Linked DNA regions of Mus musculus: region 2 is linked to region 1. Evidence: chromatin loops called from intact Hi-C (ENCODE). Cell type or tissue: heart. All regions are shown on one strand. Links, peaks and the distances in the headings refer to the core of each region. The heading gives the core; the rest is flanking DNA. Region 1 overlaps Slc34a1 (solute carrier family 34 (sodium phosphate), member 1). Region 2 overlaps Ddx46 (DEAD box helicase 46).

The links. Peaks named below come from ENCODE experiments on the same cell type or tissue, not always from the same donor. Only the 100,000 strongest peaks of a DNase experiment are listed, where the experiment ranks them.
Region 2: it touches region 1 in a loop (2.5-fold over the local background); 2 of 42 quality-filtered maps call a loop at or near these places.

What each region holds. Positions count from the first base shown.
Region 1 is chr13:55,401,723-55,410,783 of GRCm38, forward strand. Slc34a1 (solute carrier family 34 (sodium phosphate), member 1) reads left to right here. Exons shown (of 13, transcript NM_011392.2): 6 at 946-1,057; 7 at 1,183-1,378; 8 at 1,522-1,617; 9 at 6,970-7,033; 10 at 7,271-7,438. Among named protein-coding and RNA genes, the nearest start is that of Slc34a1, 6.6 kb to the left of the region's middle. In heart, for the core only: a CTCF peak has its summit at 3,868 (motif pointing right); a DNase peak (open chromatin) is centred at 3,869; H3K27ac peaks cover 475 bases; H3K27me3 peaks cover 3,832 bases.
Region 2 is chr13:55,635,552-55,644,612 of GRCm38, forward strand. Ddx46 (DEAD box helicase 46) reads left to right here. Exons shown (of 23, transcript NM_001282055.1): 2 at 2,475-2,663; 3 at 4,240-4,383. Among named protein-coding and RNA genes, the nearest start is that of Ddx46, 5.1 kb to the left of the region's middle. In heart, for the core only: CTCF peaks have their summits at 5,135 (motif pointing left) and 5,335; a DNase peak (open chromatin) is centred at 5,140.

The DNA.
Region 1 (9,061 bases), core at 1,808-6,807:
CACTCAAACATACATGCAGGCAAAACACCAGTGCACATGAAATAAAAATAGATACATCATTAAAAAAAAAAAAGAATTGACTTTTGAGATTGTGTGGCTGGGTGCCCAAGTCTGACATTTACAGTGTGACCTATTCAGAGGGGCAGGGTGTGTAGGTGGAAGCCAACCCTGTGAGCTACAGGTGAAATCTCTCCCTCCAGGAAGATCACGAATCATCTTCTTTACCTGGGGCTAGGGAGTCTCAGTGGGTCAGAGTGCTTGCTATATGATGTGAAGTCCCCTGTTTGAATTTCCAGTACTCACATAAGAGCCTGGGCACAGCTGCACACACACCAGTGCCAGGAGCATCGGTGGAATTGCTGGAGTGCCATGGCTACCACCTAGCTCCAGGTTATGCAAGAGATGCTGCCTCATGGTAAAAAATTAGAGAGTACTAGAGCTGAACGTGTGAATTCTTCGGGTTTCCACCTTTGCATACACCACACACACACACACACACACACACACACACACACACACACACGCTCACACACGTAGACACACAAAAATACTCTTAAAATCAACTGGGTGCTATCAGCTAGCCAAGTCAACACATAAAACCAGCAATCCCACTTGTGGTAAGGCATACCTGCACACACACACAACGTGTGGACTGCACAAGGTGTGAGTTCCCATGACACAGTCACATGCACATGTCCACGCTCAGGAGCACATGGACACACCCTGTACAGTGTGCGAATCTTGCCACATGTGGATATGCTCACACACAAGTAAATACACTGTGTGTGTACACATGGACCTGTGAGGCTCAGCCTAGGAAGTCAAGAGGACACTGGAAAAGACGTCTGAGGCTGGAACACAAGTCACAGGCCTCGTAGGAAATATTATGGTAGGACAGAGGCTGCAGCTGCAGCCCAGGCGTTTGAGAGGTTCCTCTTTCACCAGTGTTGGAGGTGAGCTCCGCCATTCCGATCATCATGGGCTCCAACATCGGAACCTCTGTCACCAACACCATTGTGGCCCTGATGCAGGCAGGGGACAGGACTGACTTCAGGCGGTGAGCTGGGGAAGGAGGTTCGGGCCTCACACTTGTTGGGGGAGAGGGCAGAACTGAGTGCTGGGGCCCCTCAGCTTGGGCACACCTTGGGTCTAGGTGTCCCACAATGTGACGTCCCTGCTCAGGGCTTTTGCAGGGGCGACCGTGCATGACTGTTTTAACTGGCTGTCTGTTCTGGTCCTACTGCCCCTGGAGGCTGCCACGGGCTACCTACACCATGTCACCGGGCTTGTGGTTGCTTCCTTCAACATCCGAGGTGGCCGTGATGCCCCCGACCTTCTCAAAGTCATCACAGAGCCCTTCACAAGACTCATCATCCAGGTGAGGGTGGGACTTGCCACAGGATGGACAGATGTGGGATATCGAGTGGCCCTACCTTCACCCCCCCCCTCTCTCTCTCTCACACACACACACACACACACACACACACACACACGTCATCGTCATCATCATCTTGCTCACAGCTGGACAAGTCTGTGATCACCAGCATTGCCGTGGGGGATGAGTCCCTGAGGAATCACAGTCTCATTCGGATTTGGTGTCACCCAGACACAACAGAGGTGAGTTCCAGAGTCAGGTAAGACGACACCCTCTTTAGACACTGGCCTGTTTGTCTCAGAGACTTTGGAAATCACTTGGCTAGGAAAGAGCAGATGTGCAATTGTTCTGCATCAGTACAGCCAGGACAGACATTGGTAATCCCTCCTAGCTGCACACGCTGCTGTAGGCAAGCATCATCTGTGTATTTAGTGTTGCGTGTAATTGATCTGGCCCAGTGGCTTTCAAAAAGCTGTTGTTCCCCAGACTAACAGCATCCATACCACCTGGGAACCTATTAGAGATGTAAACTAGATACAGAGTAGAAGAAAACCCACCGCGTAGTATGTACACATCCTTCCTAGACCAATTGAATCTGGAAAAAAATGTTGGGAATGAGCCCGGTTGCCATGTCTCCGACTTGCCCTCTAACTGCTCTGTGATTGAGTCTGGAAACCATGGATCAAGCTCAACCCTTTGGTTTCACAGACAGAGACGCAGGCCCAGGACTACCCTGCTGCAGGGACACTTGGGGCTAGTCACTGGGCTCTGCCATGCTTGGAGCTTGAGGTGTAAGTAAGGTGGAGAGGACCAGGAAGAGAGTCCAGAAGGATATCGAGAAGTTTGGACCCTAGGATTCCAGCTAAGGAGCAAGACTAGGTGTGATGCTCACTAACTCTCAGGGGTGGCTCCCCTGAGAGACATAGCAGTCCCTGGTGCTGGCAGGGGCACTTTCATTGGGAGCCACAAGTTCATTGTTTCTGCTCAGAATGAGGAACTGCTGGGATTGGTTGGGCACTCATGGATCAGCCGTTATGCCTGTGGTAGTAGGCATAATAGCAAGGCGATTAGGCACAAGGAAGTAGGCAATTAGCACACTTTCTTACTCAGCCATAAAAGGGAAAAACTGCTTCACCAAACCACAGCCTTCCCAATTTGCTTCTCCTTAATTATTGCATACAAGAAATAGCTCCATTTAGAAAAGCTACAGGGAAACCCAGAGCGCACGGCAGAGGCACAGGCCCATCCTCCACCTTCTGTCCTCTTGCTGTGGATGTTCCCGGTCCTTTCTACCAGCACTCAGGAAACATGTTCCGTCAGCCGGCCCTGCGGTGTTCCTTGGCATCCCAAGTGGCTCACGGCATCAATGCCACCCTTCTGAGAGTTCTGCTCTTCCGAGAGTTCAAGGCAGCTTGACAACAAAAAGCCTACGTGGACAGCTTTAAGGCTGCCTCTGTGATCTTCCTAACACGTCAGCCACCTTCTCATGAGCTCTCTGGCACTCTCAGGCAAGCTCTGTGAGTCACTGCAGCCTCAGAAAGCACAGTCTGGAGAGAGGAGGAGAAATCACGTACTGATCTAAAAAAGCCTTGGAGATATTTCCGTCCTGATGTCTGTCTTGGGCAAGTCTCTACCTGTGCCCTGAACCTCTTCACCCACTGTAGTCATGAAATGAGACCAGCCAAGTGTGCCAGCCATTTTACACAAACGGAAACTCAGCTGGGCCAGCCTTCAGGCTGTTTGCTGTTCCAGCTGTCACTTGCCAGAGCACTGGTTCAGGTCCCTGAACTAGCAGGAAACCTTTTTCTCTAACAGCAGGTTGCATTTCTTGGCTTGGAGTATAAGGCTGGATCTGAGGACCCTGCTCTCTGCCTCCTCTGGACCTGTCCCCTGCAGGGATGTGACTTACACAGCAGCATCACATGGTCCTGGGATGTGCCTTTTTTTTTTTTTTTTTTTTTTTTTTTTTTTTTTTTTTTTTTTTACTACCCTCATTTTTCTTTTCAACTCTTCATGGCCTCCAGCCTTCACCACACTGGACCCAACGTTAGCCAAACTGGTCTCAATAGAAAGGGGGAATCAAGTCTTTTGAGCGTCTGAGACTTGTGGGATGATGGGTGACCTGGCATTGTCCTTGGAATCCCTTCTGAGAGTCTCAGTGTGAACTGACAACTGTACCTGCCTGACTTAAGCGGCATCTTTGAAGGACTGGTAACTAGGGGCAGCTGCTATTAATCTCCACTCTGCAGATGGGAAGCAGCCTCTCTCAGAGGGGTACAAGTGACTTCCTGTATTATTGCTTCCTGTAATGGAGGGCAAGTCTCGATCCTAATGGAAAATTCACTCCTCGTGCAGCTGATTCTCCCAGATGCCACTCTAAGGTACCCGAATCTGTGTCCATTTCTCTTCCTGCCTGCAGCACACCCCAGACCACGCCACCCTCTCAAGGCTGGTGGAGTGGAGACGCTCTGAGAAGTTCTCTTTGCAGCCACCAGATGGCGCTATTGGCCTAAAGTGCTCCGCGGCTTCCAGAAGAACAAAGGGCCCCTCAGCTACTATACCCTCAAAGGGGAAGCTATTGTGCAAGCCCACATCCTCTGTGGTTCTCTCCTGAGGAAGGACTCTTGAAGTATGGAAGTCCTTTGTGAACTTAATCACCTCCTTCAGTTCCCAGAAGTGTCTCAATCTAGGATGTCCCTGTAGGCTCTTAAATACCAAGATGCTCTCTCTTCCAAGATGCTTCCAAGTAGCCCCGCGGGGAAAAGAAGACAGCTTCAGGGACTCTGTCATGGAGACAACGGAAGCCAGAGAGGTTACGTGTACCGCCGGCTCCATTTCACACAGCTGAGAATAGCTCAGCCGCAGTGTGAGCGCAGGACTGTGGCACACTCTTTTGTTCTGCTTTCCACTTCCACCCGGCTCCCTTTCTTCGCCACTTCTCTACCACAGACAGGGGGGACACATCTTGGGAACGGGACCAGATCTGGCCTTCCCAGCTCTATGAGCTAGGCCAGAGTTCCTACCTTCTCTGCCCTGTATGCTCTCCTTAAAGGATTCTCTCTCCCTTCCATTCTGCCCTAGCCTGGCATTACAGTGGATCCTCCCTTGTCACTCCCTTGTCTCTCCGTTCCCATCTTCCACTTTAGGGTCTCTGACTCCCTTTCTGGGTTCAGTTAAGGTCACACAATCCCAGGAAGAAAAGTCAAGTTTCCAGAACCCCATAGGAGGGAGGAGAACACAATCATCGTTGAGTGAGGTCTGGAGCACCAAAACTACAAATAAACAACAACACTCCAGATACCTCAGTCCTCAGCCTAGCCTTGCCCCGACTCAGTCAACCCCACAGTGGGACATTCACCTGCCTCCAGCCTCTATAAGACCCACAAAAATCCCCTCCCCAGAAGACCCCAGGAAGCAGCTCAGAGAAAGCCAGTAAGGTGTGCACGTATCTCAAGAAGTCATCTGCTTCCTAGGGCTTTGGGCTGGAGACCTTCAGGAAGGTCTTCCAAGTCCCTTCCCAAAAGGGTCAGGATCTTTTCTTCTGTAACCTTTATATCTTTACTATTCCAATTTATTTTTCCCAAAGATGTATTTGTTTTATGTGCCCTGGTATTTTGCCTGCATGCATGTCTATGTGCCAGATCCCCTAACACTGGAGTTACAGGCACTTGTGAGATGCCACGTGGATGTGGGGATTGAACCTGAGGCTTCTGGAAGAGTGCCCTGTGCTTTTGAGCCCCAATTATCCAGATTTAAACAGGCTCAGAGAGGTGGTGTGGCCTGTCCCAGAAAGTTGATTTTAAAAGGAGATTTGAACTCAGCAAACACTTGGCTCTCCCCATGACTAAACCCCAGCCTGACTCTTCCTGACTAATCCCCCAGTTTCTCCTGAGCAGGTCAGCAGAATCTCTCACCTTATTAACATTGTTGTTTTGTTTTCTTCTTGAGATAAGATCTCACACTAATCCAGGCTGGCTTTAAACTCATGACAATCCTCCTGCCTCAGCTCTCCAAGTACCCATCTGGATTTCTGTCCTAGAAGATGATTTTTATCCTAGTTTCTTGCCTAGAGTTCAGGCCTTTGGACTTGGTGGTGCCCCAAGGCTATAGTGAACTGGGAATAACAGCTGAGCACGATGTCTTGCTCAAGGGAGAGCATCGCACAAACCAGCTGCAGGCTGTTGAGCCTGTCGACATTACACTGGAGGCTTTTTGTATTGTTTTGTTTTACTTTTGTGATATTGGGAATGAAACCAGGATCTTGTCCATATAGACAAGGGTTGGCCCAAGCCCCAACCTGATCATACAGTCTTTAAATGACACATGGCTTGGAAAAGAACCTAAAGAAGCCATAAGCCTCCCAGTGTCAGCTCCCTCCTGAGCCCCACCCTTAGCTTCTCCATGGCCATTGCGTTTCCTCCTGACACAGCTCCATGATTCCTGGGCACCAGTGGGCAAAGTACAGAATCCTGGCTTCATTTTCAACAAGTCCATAATCCAGTGAAACGACAGACTGGTACTCTACCACCCGAAAGGACACTTCTGCTGGCCTGAGAACTCTGCTTCCTGGAACTTTAAAGTGTATCTCCATAGGCCTACTGACATAGGCGTGTGACTGCTAAATACTTGGGGGCTGAGGCAGGAGGATGGCAAGTCCAGCGCCTACCTGGATAATTTAGTGAGACCCCCATCTCAAAATAAAAAATGAAATGAGGTCTTGGGGTGTAGCTCAGTAGTTGGGATGTTCGCTGAATATTTGTGAGCGTCTAAGCTCAATCCAGAGTATTGAAGGAAAAGAGGCATCAGAGTAGATACAACATGCATAGGAATTGAGCCTAAAGCTACATAATTGTGTTTTCTCTTATAGAACCAGGAGCTGGGCCACACTGGGGTGTATCTCTGCATGGTAACAGTGGTCTGGAGCTAAATCGCTGCTGTCTCTACAGACCCGCCATCTTCACAGGCAGCTAAATTCTACCATAATTTAGGTCACCTGCCTGACTTTGGTCCCCTGTATCTAGGGACTCTTCTTCACTTCACTCAGTGGGTCCAGAAGAAAGGATCAGGGCTAGACCCTCTGCCCTCACCCATCTTCCTTCCATTTGGGTTCCACAAAGGGCAAGGCACTGAGTTTGGGCAGAATGAAGCTTGGGCTAAGTGAGCCTTAGAGGGATCATGGGGCAGGAACTGAGGAAGAAGGCGTCATGAGGATAAGAACTGGTAAGAACAGGTAGGGATGGAGGCTTTCAGAAAAGGGGCTGCAGAAGCCACTGAGAGAGAGGGGGACCAAGACAAGACAAGACGCTACTAATGTGGTGATTGGAGGTCCCCACTGATCCCAGGGGTAGGCAGATCAGGCCAGTGACAGGGTAGAATATGTACGAGGTCATATTTCTGAGTGGTATTTCAACTTCATCTCTTCTACTGAGAAGGTAGGCGCAGAGAGGCCAAGCAACAGGTCCATGATCACAGAGCCAGAAATGTGTTCTGGTACTCCCATTTCGCCAGAACCTCTTTTAGCTCCGCCCCCCCACCCCATCCCACCCCGGCTGTGCTTTTTCTAGCTTCTCTAAGTCACCTTCCTCTGAATTTAGGCTTCCACTTCTATGTCCAGGGTAGAGGCCATCGGCAGCCTTGCAAACACCACCATGGAGAAATGTAAGTACCTCTAACATGGGAGGCGTCCCACGTGATAGCCCTGCACCGCCGTGCCCTGGCTGGCCGCTGCTCATGTTCTGTCCAGCCCCGGGAAAAGCAGCTAACATCTGGGCTTACGGAGTCCCTGGTGCAGAGGCTGAAGGACCTAGATGTGGGGGTCTTAGGCTCACAGCTCGTTGGTTGGTAAAGGCGGGAAGCCGGATGTAGGGATAAAGACTCCTGATACTGCCCTTTCAGGCAACCATATCTTCGTGGATACGGGGCTGCCCGACCTGGCCGTGGGGCTCATTCTGCTGGCGGGCTCCCTGGTGGTTCTCTGCACTTGTCTTATCCTCCTTGTGAAGATGCTCAACTCCCTGCTCAAGGGCCAAGTGGCCAATGTCATCCAGAAGGTCATCAACACAGGTGAGCTGGAAGAAGACTGCAGGCCTAGGCAGGGCCCAGATGAGTTCTTCTGGGTGTCGTTAAATTCACCACTATCATCTGTAAACCTCAGGTTCCCCTAAGAATCAAGAAGAGGTGGGACCAGGTCATCCTGGAGGCTCCTTAGATGCCGACGGCCAGAAAACTGAGGCTGTCTCTGACTTTTGCATTCTCTAGCAGACGGGCATCCTTAGAAGCCATTGTTTTGCTTTGCTTTGCTTTGCTTTACTTTGGTTTTTCGAGACTCGGTTTCTCTGTGTAGCGCTGGCTGTCCTGGAATTCACTTTGTAGACCCTGCTGGTTTTGAACTCACAGAGTTCTTCCTGCCTCTATCCAGGGGGCTGGAACTACATGTATGCATCACTGTGCCCTGGTTTTGTTTTCACTTGTTCTGGATTTTTCAAGACATGGTTTCATGTAGTCCACAATGCCCTAGACCTTGCTCTGCAGCCGAGACTGGCCAAGAACTTCGGTTGTTCTTGCTTTGACTTCCCAAGTCTTAGGATTACAGCTATACACGACCATGTCTACCTAGAAACCTCTGTTTAATAGGCAAATGGACATTAAGCCCCTACTGTGTGCTACAGGACACAGGAGTGAGGCAAAAGGAAATGGATCCTGGATCCCAGGATCTCAGAATTGTGATTTTTCTCATAAAACCAGGCAACTAGGTCATGCTGGGCTGTGTCCCAAATGGTGGCAGTGGCACAGAGCTGGTTAATATTGTCCCTAAAGGTCCACCATTTCCTCATGCCACCTGGGTGGGCCCATCATTTTGGTCACCAACCGGACTATTTCCTACCTGGCCTTCCTTTACTCTCAGGCTAGGAGGAAGGGAAGAGTGGGGAGGGGTCAGTGATGGTAAAGCATGCATGACTGGCAAGGGGACAGAAGGACAAATGGCAACACAACACAGTGCCAAAGAGGTTGTTCCCAAGGTGATCAGAGGTCTGTCTGAGTAAGCCAAGACCTGCATAAGGAGTCTGGTGTGGATGAGGGGGCTGGATATGAGGACACATGCTTGTAATCCCAGCACTCAAGGCGCGTGGGCAGGAGGATTTTGAGGCTAGCTCAGGCCTTGTCACGACAAACAGAATAAGCTTTTTATTTGTTTGTTTGTTTGCTTGCTTGATTTCTTGCTTGTTTCAAGACAGTTTCTCTGTGTAGCTCTGGCGGACCTGGAGCTCTGTAGACCAGGCTGGCCTCGAACTCACAGAGATCACCTGTCTATGCCTCCCAAGCACTGGGATTAAATGTATGCACCACCACTACCCTTGGCTTTTTTTGGGGGGCGGGGGTGACTATATATTCTTAACTAGTCTAGAACTTGATATGTAGACCAGGCTGGCCTTGAACTCAGAAATTTGCTTGAGCTCAGAAACTCTGCCTCCAGGGTGCTGGGATTAAAGCCATACACCACCGAGCTCTGCCAAAATAAAATTAGAGCAGGGCCAGGATTCTGTGCATGCTGTGCAAGCCTTAGAGCCTGGGTTGGCTTTCCACAACCCACATAAAAAGCAGGGCTTGGGTGCATGCCTGTACGACCAGTGCTATGAGGCAGAGACGGGCATCCCGAATCCGGCTGGCCAGCCAGTTGAGGCACTT
Region 2 (9,061 bases), core at 2,707-7,706, 230 kb after region 1:
ATTTAGAAGGAGCGTATGCAGGCCTTTTTTACGCACCTGCTATATGTGCAGGACCGGCTTTTATTGGGTTACAACAAAAACACCTGTTCCATGGCCATTTATTCCGCGGATACATTTTGTTACTATGTTGCCTGCTTCTTTGTGAAACCTTTCACGCGGGCACCTTACGGTGTCTTCAAAACTTTAGGTTTTAATAACGGATTAGGACCTTGAGGTAGATGATGATGATATTATTACTACTACTACTATTATTATAATCATCATCTTGAAAGATGAGATGACTGGTATGTATGTAGCCAGTCTGAAAGGTACTGTGGTTCACTGTGTAGGGAGAATGAAAACTTGGCGTACTGGGTTAAAACTTAGGTTCAGGGAAACAAGCCAAGTGTGAGTGGAGCAGCTTGAAATTTTTGCAAACCAAAAAAACCTGTAGCATCTTCCGTATAAAGGGTGTATTGCCAGTGACCATGGTTCTTTTTTTGGGGGGGTGGGGGGTCCGAGACAGGGTTTCTCTGTATAGCCCTGGCTGTTCTGGAACTTACTTTGTAGACTAGGCTGGCCTCGAATTCAGAAATCTGCCTGCCTCTGCCTCCTGAGTGCTGGGATTAAAGGCGTGCGCCACCACACCCGGCCTGAATTACCTTTCTTGATCTTGCTGTTATAATTATTATATTTGTATTGCTGGAATCAAAATAACAATAAGACCTTGCCATTTTTTGACTTAGTATCTGTTGGATCCTGTTACTTTCAAGAGGAAATTCAGACTCCCCAGACCTTTCGCAGAAGGTCCTTTTCACCCATTTACCTGCGTACAGTTGACTTCCTGTGGTGCCTGGCTTCCGCTCATCTGGAGCTTTCTAGGTAGATCCTGAGAAGGCTCAGAAAGCGAATGGATTGTTGATTCCTAGTAATGGCAGCCTTCAGTGATGGCGAGGAAGGCTGCTATGAGCTGATGTCAGGGCCTCACACATTCGGAACATGGGCTGGACGACCATGGCCTCTCCCCTCAGCACAGCCTCCCTTTCCTGCTTATTCTGGTCCCATGTGGAGACACCCAGCCCTTCTCTCTTGCCCTCATACTTGGTATTTAATTCATAATTAAGATGAGTCAGTGCTAGTGTTTTGGGCTTCTATGTTTTATCTCCACTGGAGATCTTGGTATTTCTCAGCATCTACTCTCGCTATTCTGACCTAAGCGGGGCTTCTCTGAAGCCGGATGCTTGCTTCAGTCTCATGGTTTCTCTCCTCCTGTTGCCTCCTCCGTTTGATCTGTTCTGTGCTCAGCAACAAGACAATACTTTCGTTTTTATAGATACAAGCTGCGCTTCCAACTGCCAGAGGCACTGCCTCCACCCCTGAGTGCTGGCATTGCATACCTGATTCTTGAGTGATAACTTTAAAAATAGTCATGCTTAAACATCTTCCGGTAACTTTTTCCTTTTTTGTTATTTATTGTAAGAATATTTACTCATGGGGCTGGAGAGGTGGCTCAGTGGTTCAAAGCCCTGGGTTTGCTCCAGAGGATCCAGGTTCAATTCCTAGCATCCACGTGGCTCACAGCTGTCTGTAACTCCAGTTCCACGAGTGCGCGCGCGCGCACACACACACACACACACACACACACATTTGTCCTCAGGTATATACATATACATATACACATAAATTAATTAAAATATTTATTTAGAGATGAGAACATACTGATCTTAGCCTGATTGACATAGTGATCTTTCCTCAGTAGCTTAGACACCTTAATAACACTACAGGGGGCTGCTGCCATATGTGGCCCTATAGCTTTTTATCTTACTCGGAGTAAAAGACAGTCATTGTAAGACCCGGTGAGGTTCTCCATATCTAAGTATTTTGCTATTTCTCTGATCTTGTCTCGTGGTGCTCTCTTGAGTTCTTCTCTCCTTTCCTCCCCCCCTCCCCTCCCCTCCCCTCCCCTCCCCTCCCCTCCCCACTTCTCTCCTCTTCTCTTTCCACTTCTCTCATCTTTTCTTTGAAACAGAGTCTCACTGTGTAGACTAGACTGCTGTGATCTCAGAGATGCGCTTGCTTCTGTCTCCTGAGTGCTGGGATTGAGGCATGGCCCCCACCCCTGGCCCACTGACTAGTTTGTGTAACTGTCTTCTTGCCACTTTTCCTTCATGTGCCGGTCTGGACTCCTTCCCATGAGTTTGCCCATGTGCCTTTCGCCTGGAAGGGCCCCTGCCTGTCTGCATGGCTCCTGCTTATGTTTCCTTCTGTGGTTTCTAAAATGTCACTTCATCTTGGCTGTATCTTTTCTGTGAGTTTTTTTTAAACATAGAAATAGACAGCCGGGCAGTGGTGACGCATGCCTTTAATCCTAGCACTCGGGAGGCAGAGGCAGGTGGATTTCTGAGTTTAAGGCCACTCTGGTCTACAGAGTGAGTTCCAGGACAGTCAGGACTATACAGATGCTAAGTTTGATCTTGGATTTGATACTGTTGTAGCCACTACCGAAAACGCTCAGCATCTCGAGGTCGTTCTGGAAGTCGATCGAGGAGTCGCTCACCCTCTGACAAAAGAAGCAAACGTGGGGATGACAGACGCTCTCGGAGCAGAGACAGAGACCGGAGGAGAGAGAGGTCTCGGAGTAGGGACAAGAGAAGATCTCGGTCAAGGGACAGGAAGCGCCTGAGGTAAGACGTCCAGTTCTGCAGAACCAGTGATACTGGGCCTTCCCGGATAAATTGGGCTTCTCCAAAGCTGTGTTCTAGTTTGGAAATTAGTGGCCCGTTTGTGGGCCTCCTGCTATTTTTTTTTTTAACCATTGTTTGATTAAGCACAGGACTTGTCTATAAAGAGAGTCTTAAACGGTATCTTTAAGCTTGGAAACTTTAGATTGTGTTTTCTGTAATCCAGAGAGAACCTTGAAGTCCCTGAGAGAGATAAAAGTAAGATAATATGCTCTGCTCGTGCAGATTTTATTTGATTCTGCCCAAGAGGGCTGACCCTTGTGTGAAGAGTGGCCACTAAAGCAGACACTGGGAAGAAACAGGGCAGAGTTTCTGTGGGCTCTCCTTGCTGTTTTAAGCTAATTTAATGACTGTTCTTAGATTTAAACTGAAAACCACTCCACTTTTCTATTTTCTATTTACTTACATATTTATTCACACCAATGTCAATAGTTACAGCTTTTCTCCATGAAAATGTCTTTAAAAACAGAACGCATGACAGTGTTAAACTAGGACTTTGTCTTCTTAGGATGTTGGAAGGTGAGAATGCTGTGGTCTTAGGACCTGGCACTCCAGAGAAGCAGTTACCCATGACAGTTTAGAGTGTAGGCTTGCTCACCTTCCTGTCATGTGTCCCTCAGACAGCTCTCACAGTTCTGTCAAGCGCTTGTTAAGTAAATCAGTTACTCAATAAGTAACATTCACGGTCCCCTCCCCCCAGTCCCCCCCCCTACCCCCCTCCCTGGTTTCTCTGTGTAGCCCTGGCTGTCCTGAAACTTGATTTGTAGACTAGGCTGGCCTGGAACTCACAGAGCTCCATCCTGCCTCTGTGCGCACCCCCCCCCCCCATATGCTTATCTCTGACTTTATGTGAGAATAAAATTGCAAATTTTAGGTCATGGATTTTGAGGCTGGGTGTGGTTACACATGTTTCTAATCCCAATGCTAGGAAGTCAGAGGCAGGTGGATCCCTTGTGTTCAAGTCAGTGAGACTCAAAACAACAACAGAAACAAGACTGGAGATTATATAGTGAATTCTTCATATTGTCTAGTTGAGGAACTTGGGATCCAGGGAGTTGGGGGTCTGCCCTCTGTCACGTGGTAACTAGCAGCTCTAGGGGAGAAGTGTCACCTCTTAGTCTTAAGATTCTGATCTTTGAGCCAGGTCTGTCTGTGTCCTTATGAAGGCCCAGGCCTCCCCTCGGCAACACTTCCCCCTTGCTGAGATTAGGAGTTTGATTAGCTCAGCCAGTGACCAGGGCTGAGCTGCAGCTCTAGCTGGAGACTGCCTGAAATTTAAAGTATCTGTTACAGCCTGCTGTGTTAGCTAAGGTCACTATGGGAACTAGTGTCCTCCCATTTCCCTCGATTCTCGTGGGAACTGGCGTCCCTTGTTTCCTGTTTGGCTGATTTGGTAGCTAAGTGAGGCTCTGTAAGGCCTCAGCAGTGATCATAATTGTAAGGCCTTTTCGGGTTGGGACAGTCACGGTCTGCAGTAATTCTCTTTGGCCACAAAATAAAAGAAAACTCTTCCCGTCAGGCGCTCCAGAAGTAGAGAGCGAGACAGAAGCCGAGAGCGGAGAAGATCTCGGAGCAGAGATAGAAGGCGCTCAAGGAGTCGAAGCCGGGGCAGGCGGTCCCGGTCCTCCAGTCCTGGCAGCAAAACCAAGAAGACTGAGAACAGGTAACGCCGTCCTCAGACTGCGCCTGCTGCTACAGGCTTTGACGCTCGCTGGGAAGTGTTGGCAGAGTGTTTATTAGGCTGTGGGGCTTATGTTTCAGTTGAGAATAGCAGATTCTATTGTTTTTACACTCCACACTGAACCCTTATTTCTTATTTATTAACGGTCAGAACTTCTGTTATCATCTTTTGTGGGGCAGTGACTATTGTCTCAGGCATGCTGGTCACCATTTGAGGTAAGCCCTCTGTATTCAGCTCCATCCTTGGCCTCAGTTTTGTTTTTTTTTTCTTTGAGATTCTTTTTTCTGATAGTTAGATATTGGTTGACAACTTTTTAAAGATTTCTTTTTATTGATTTATGCATGCCTGTGTAGGTGTGTACAGGCGCATAGGTGCCAGTGGAAGCAGGAGGCCTCAGATCCCCAGGAGCTGGAGGTACAAGAATCTTATTCACTTAGACACTGGCAGATTCTATTGGGTTTTGTTTTTGGTTTTTTGGTTTTTTTTTTTTTTTTTTTTTTTTTTGGTTGGTTTTTTTCGAGATAGTTTCTCTGGATAGCCTTGGCTTTGTAGACCGGGCTGGCCTCGAACTCAGAAATCCGCCTACCTCTGCCTCCCGAGTGCTGGGATTAAAGGTGTGGGGCACCACACCCGGCTCTATTGGTTTTATACTCTACACTGTACCTTATTTAATGCATGTTATTAACGGTCAGAACTTTGTAAGCATCTTTTGTGGTGGTGTGCGCCACCTGCTGGGGGTGCTGGGAACTGAACTCCTTTGCCAGAGCAGTAGTGATTTAACCATTGAGTAAGCTGTGCAGCCCAACAATAGCTTTTTTTTTTTTTTTTGTAGACAGGGTTTCTCTGTATAGCCCTGGCTGTCCTGGAACTCACTTTGTAGACCAGGCTGGCCTCGAACTCAGAAATCCCCCTGCCTCTGCCTCCTGAGTGCTGGGATTAAAGGCATGCGCCACCACGCCCGGCTCAACAGTAGCTTCTTAACATTCGTTGTGCGCCTGTTGAATTGCTGTTTGGGGAAGTGTGGCCTTGGCTTGTGAGAGTTAGTGTGTATGTTTCTTGTGATGCTGGTTAACACGTGGCTGAAAGCCTCTTGTCAGGTCAGCGGGCTTGCTCTCCAGTCTCCTACCACCCGGTAACACTGCTTACTGAAACCACAAGTGTGCTATGTTGACGCTCACCTGTTTCCTGTTTTATCCAGTGTTGGCATCTCTCCAGGGTTGTTTGTTTGACTTTGTAAGTTGTACTTTTATTTTACCAAGGCCAGTGTAATACTGTTGAGGTTTCTTGAAATTAAAAGATAATCCTGGATCCTAGCATTTAGGAGGCAGAGGCAGGTGGATCACCACTCCTGGAACAGTGATTGATGCTTTCACCAGGAGCTGTCTTTAGCCCGTTTTCTCTCTTGACCTTGCTTGTGGGGATGTGGCCATCCATTTTATACTTACTTCAAATTCATACCCCATTCGCCTGACTTACCTTTTATTGTTTGAGGGGCTCTTGCTGTGCGGTGCTGGCTCCCTCACAAGCTCCCTCTGCCTCCTGAGCGAGCTTCACTGTTAGCTCTCTCCCCTGGGGAAGCCACTGTGGAGCTTTTCCTTACTGCCTCCCACCTGTGTGCGCCCCTTAGAGTACTTTGTGTTTTAGCTGCACGTGACTGGAATCCTGTAGTCTTCGCTCAGTGTTGAGGTTTGCCTGGGCTGGTTCAGTTTTGTTGTTGAATAGTGTTCTGCATACTATACATAGCTTACTATGCCATTGAATGGACTTGTATGCAGCTAGACTTTGAGGGCCCTCAGCTTTTTTTTTCTCATTTCTTTTTTCTGTAATGTTGTCATCAAACCCAAAATCTTGTGCTTTATGTTATAGGCAGGTGCTTTCTTCCTGAGATATATCCATGGCTTATGGCTTTTTGAGTGCCATAGCATATCTGTGCGTGAGCATTCCTAGGCATTACGTCTAGAAGGGAGACTGTGGCCATAGACACAGCTCTGCTTTAACTTGGTGATGGCCGCAGGTTCCTTTCTGAAGAGTTTGCCCTTCTACCCTACCACAGCGTGAGAAAATTCTCTTGGTCCATGCCATCCCAGTGTCTAAAATTGCTAGACTTTTGTGTTTCTGCCAGTTGGTTAGATATGCGATTATATTGTAGATTTTTTTATTTTGAGAATTGGAAAAAATTTTATTATGGAGAGAAGTATTCAAGAGATGACTGTTGGCTTCCTGAGGGCTTCCTGTGGCTTTCATGTGCATTTCTCTGATTGCTAGTGAAGGTGGATATTTTTGCATCTTTATTGGCCATTTGATTTCTTTTCTGAAGTACGTGTACGTTCAAAGCTTACAAAATTTTTTATTATTTTAATTTTTTATGTATGCAGTGTTCTGCGTGTGTGTGTGTGTGTGTGTGTTTGCGCGCGCGTACCATGTGTGTGCCTTGTGCTGAGGTCAGAAGAAGGTATCAGATCTCTGCACCAGGAGTCATCCTCCCTGATGTGGGTGCTGGGAACCGAGCCCGAGGGTCTCCGTAACAGCAACGTGTGCTCTTGACGACCCTGATCCTCTTTCTCAGGCTGAATACCATTTTTATTTTTTTCTTCTTCCTTTTGGCCTATTTCTCTTAGAAAACTTCATTTATATGGACTTCGTTGTTGTTGATGTTTTTGTTGTTTTTAACTTGCTACTGGTTGAATATTTCTTGTCTAGAAGGCTTGAACTTCACTTGTGTCTTCAGTTTGGGACTTCTGTGTTCCGTTACATGTCTGTGTGCAGTGAGAGAGGTCTTGGGAATGATCTCCGTGTCTAGCCCCAGAGTTTATTTTTTCTGAACATCTTACGCATATCTCCCTGGAATAGGGTTTCTGTACCGTGTGGTTTTACACTGCTGGGGATTGATGCAGTCCCATGCACAGGCTGAACAGTGCCCTCCCACCAGGCTCCACCCCTCCCTCGGAAGGTAGCTTTATACTGTGCTTTTAGTGTGTGTGTGGGGCTGCAACCTGGTGTGTGCAGTGGGATGTGAAATTTCCTATTTGAGATGTTGTGTACACACAAAGTTTCAGAGTTTGCCTTTCAGATTAGGGGTTTTCAGTTTGTACTTGTGATATATAACGATGGTAGGAGTTAAGAATACGCCTGATTCTGGGTCTGGTGGTGCCCACTTTCAATCCCAGCACTGAGGGGGTCTGTGTGGTCCAGGCCAATCTTGTCTACAGAACTAGCTGAATACAGCAAGGGCTACACAGAGAAACCTTGTCTCAAAAGAAAAAAAAAAGCCAACAAAAACAAATAAGCACCCGACAAAGGTGGCATAGGGGAAATACAACACACACACACACTCCCCCTCTATATGTAGATATGTATATGTATATACACACACAGCTACAGTGTACTCATATAAATAAAATATAAAATAAAACAAAAAGCAGGTAAGTAGCATAAAGAGCAAATTGAGTTTACTTCAAGAAAGGAAAATTATTTTAACATTAGAAAATTGGAGAATTAGTGCAGTACTATATATTAATAAGAGGTAAGGAGAAAAGTCATATTTTAGTCTAGAAAAAAGGTTTAATCAATGTTTTTGTTTTTGGGAGACAGAGTTTCTCTGTATAGCTGTCTTGGAATTTGCTCTGTGGACCACGTTGGTCTTGAACTCACAAAGATCCACCTGCCTCCACCTCCCAGCACCACCACCTACCAGTTTCCTCTTTTAGAATGTGGTGTGTGTGCCAGGCAGTGGTGGCACATTCCTTTAATCCTTGCACTTGAGAGGCAGAGGCAGGTGGATTTCTGGGTTCAAGGCCAGCCTGGTCTACAGAGTGAGTTCCAGGACAGCCAGGGCTATACAGAAAAATCCTGTCTTGAAAAACCAAAAAAAAAGTATGTGTGTGTGTTTGTCTGTCTGTCTGTCTGACTGTCTGTGTGTACATGTAAAGACCAGCTCTCCAGTGTCTTACCAAATGGCCTTTTGACAGTGTCTCCCTGAGTGTGGCGAGGGTGTGTTTTTCCTCCCAGTTTCTGCTCCCAGAATAAGACTCTGAGATTTTATTATTTGAACGAATGATGAGGCTGTAATCTTTGGCTTGTTCCCTGCATAGCTCATAACTTGTTTATTTTATTCTATGAGTGCCACACACCTATATACTACTCGTGACTACACATTAGAAGTACAAAAGACATTATCTGAAAAGAAGGTAGGAGGACTCCTGTGCTCGCCCATAGGGACACAGGGCAAGGCTGCAGTCTCGAACAGTGTCAGGTGCCTGTGTAGAGAAGCACAGATAGATCAGTGAGGGAACATGACGAGTCTGTGGACAGATGCATTCACACAGCCTTTGGTGAATGTCAGCTTACATTGCTGTGACCTTAAGATAGCAATCTGGCCAGCCTGGTCTACAGGGCAAGTTCCAGGACAGCCCAGGCTACACAGAGAATCCTTGTCTTGAGAAAACTAAAGATAAATCATGCTAGGGCTGTTTGCTGTTCTATAGTAAAATAGGACTGCCTTCATTGTGCTCACAGAAAGCTGTCCTGGGCAGAACAAAGAACAAATTCAATGGCGGCGGGGGGTATATATTACCTGATGATCTTAGGGGAATTTTATTTTGAAGAATATCTTTTTCATCTCTGAGTAGCCTTTTCAAACCTGAAGCGTTATCTAGAAATC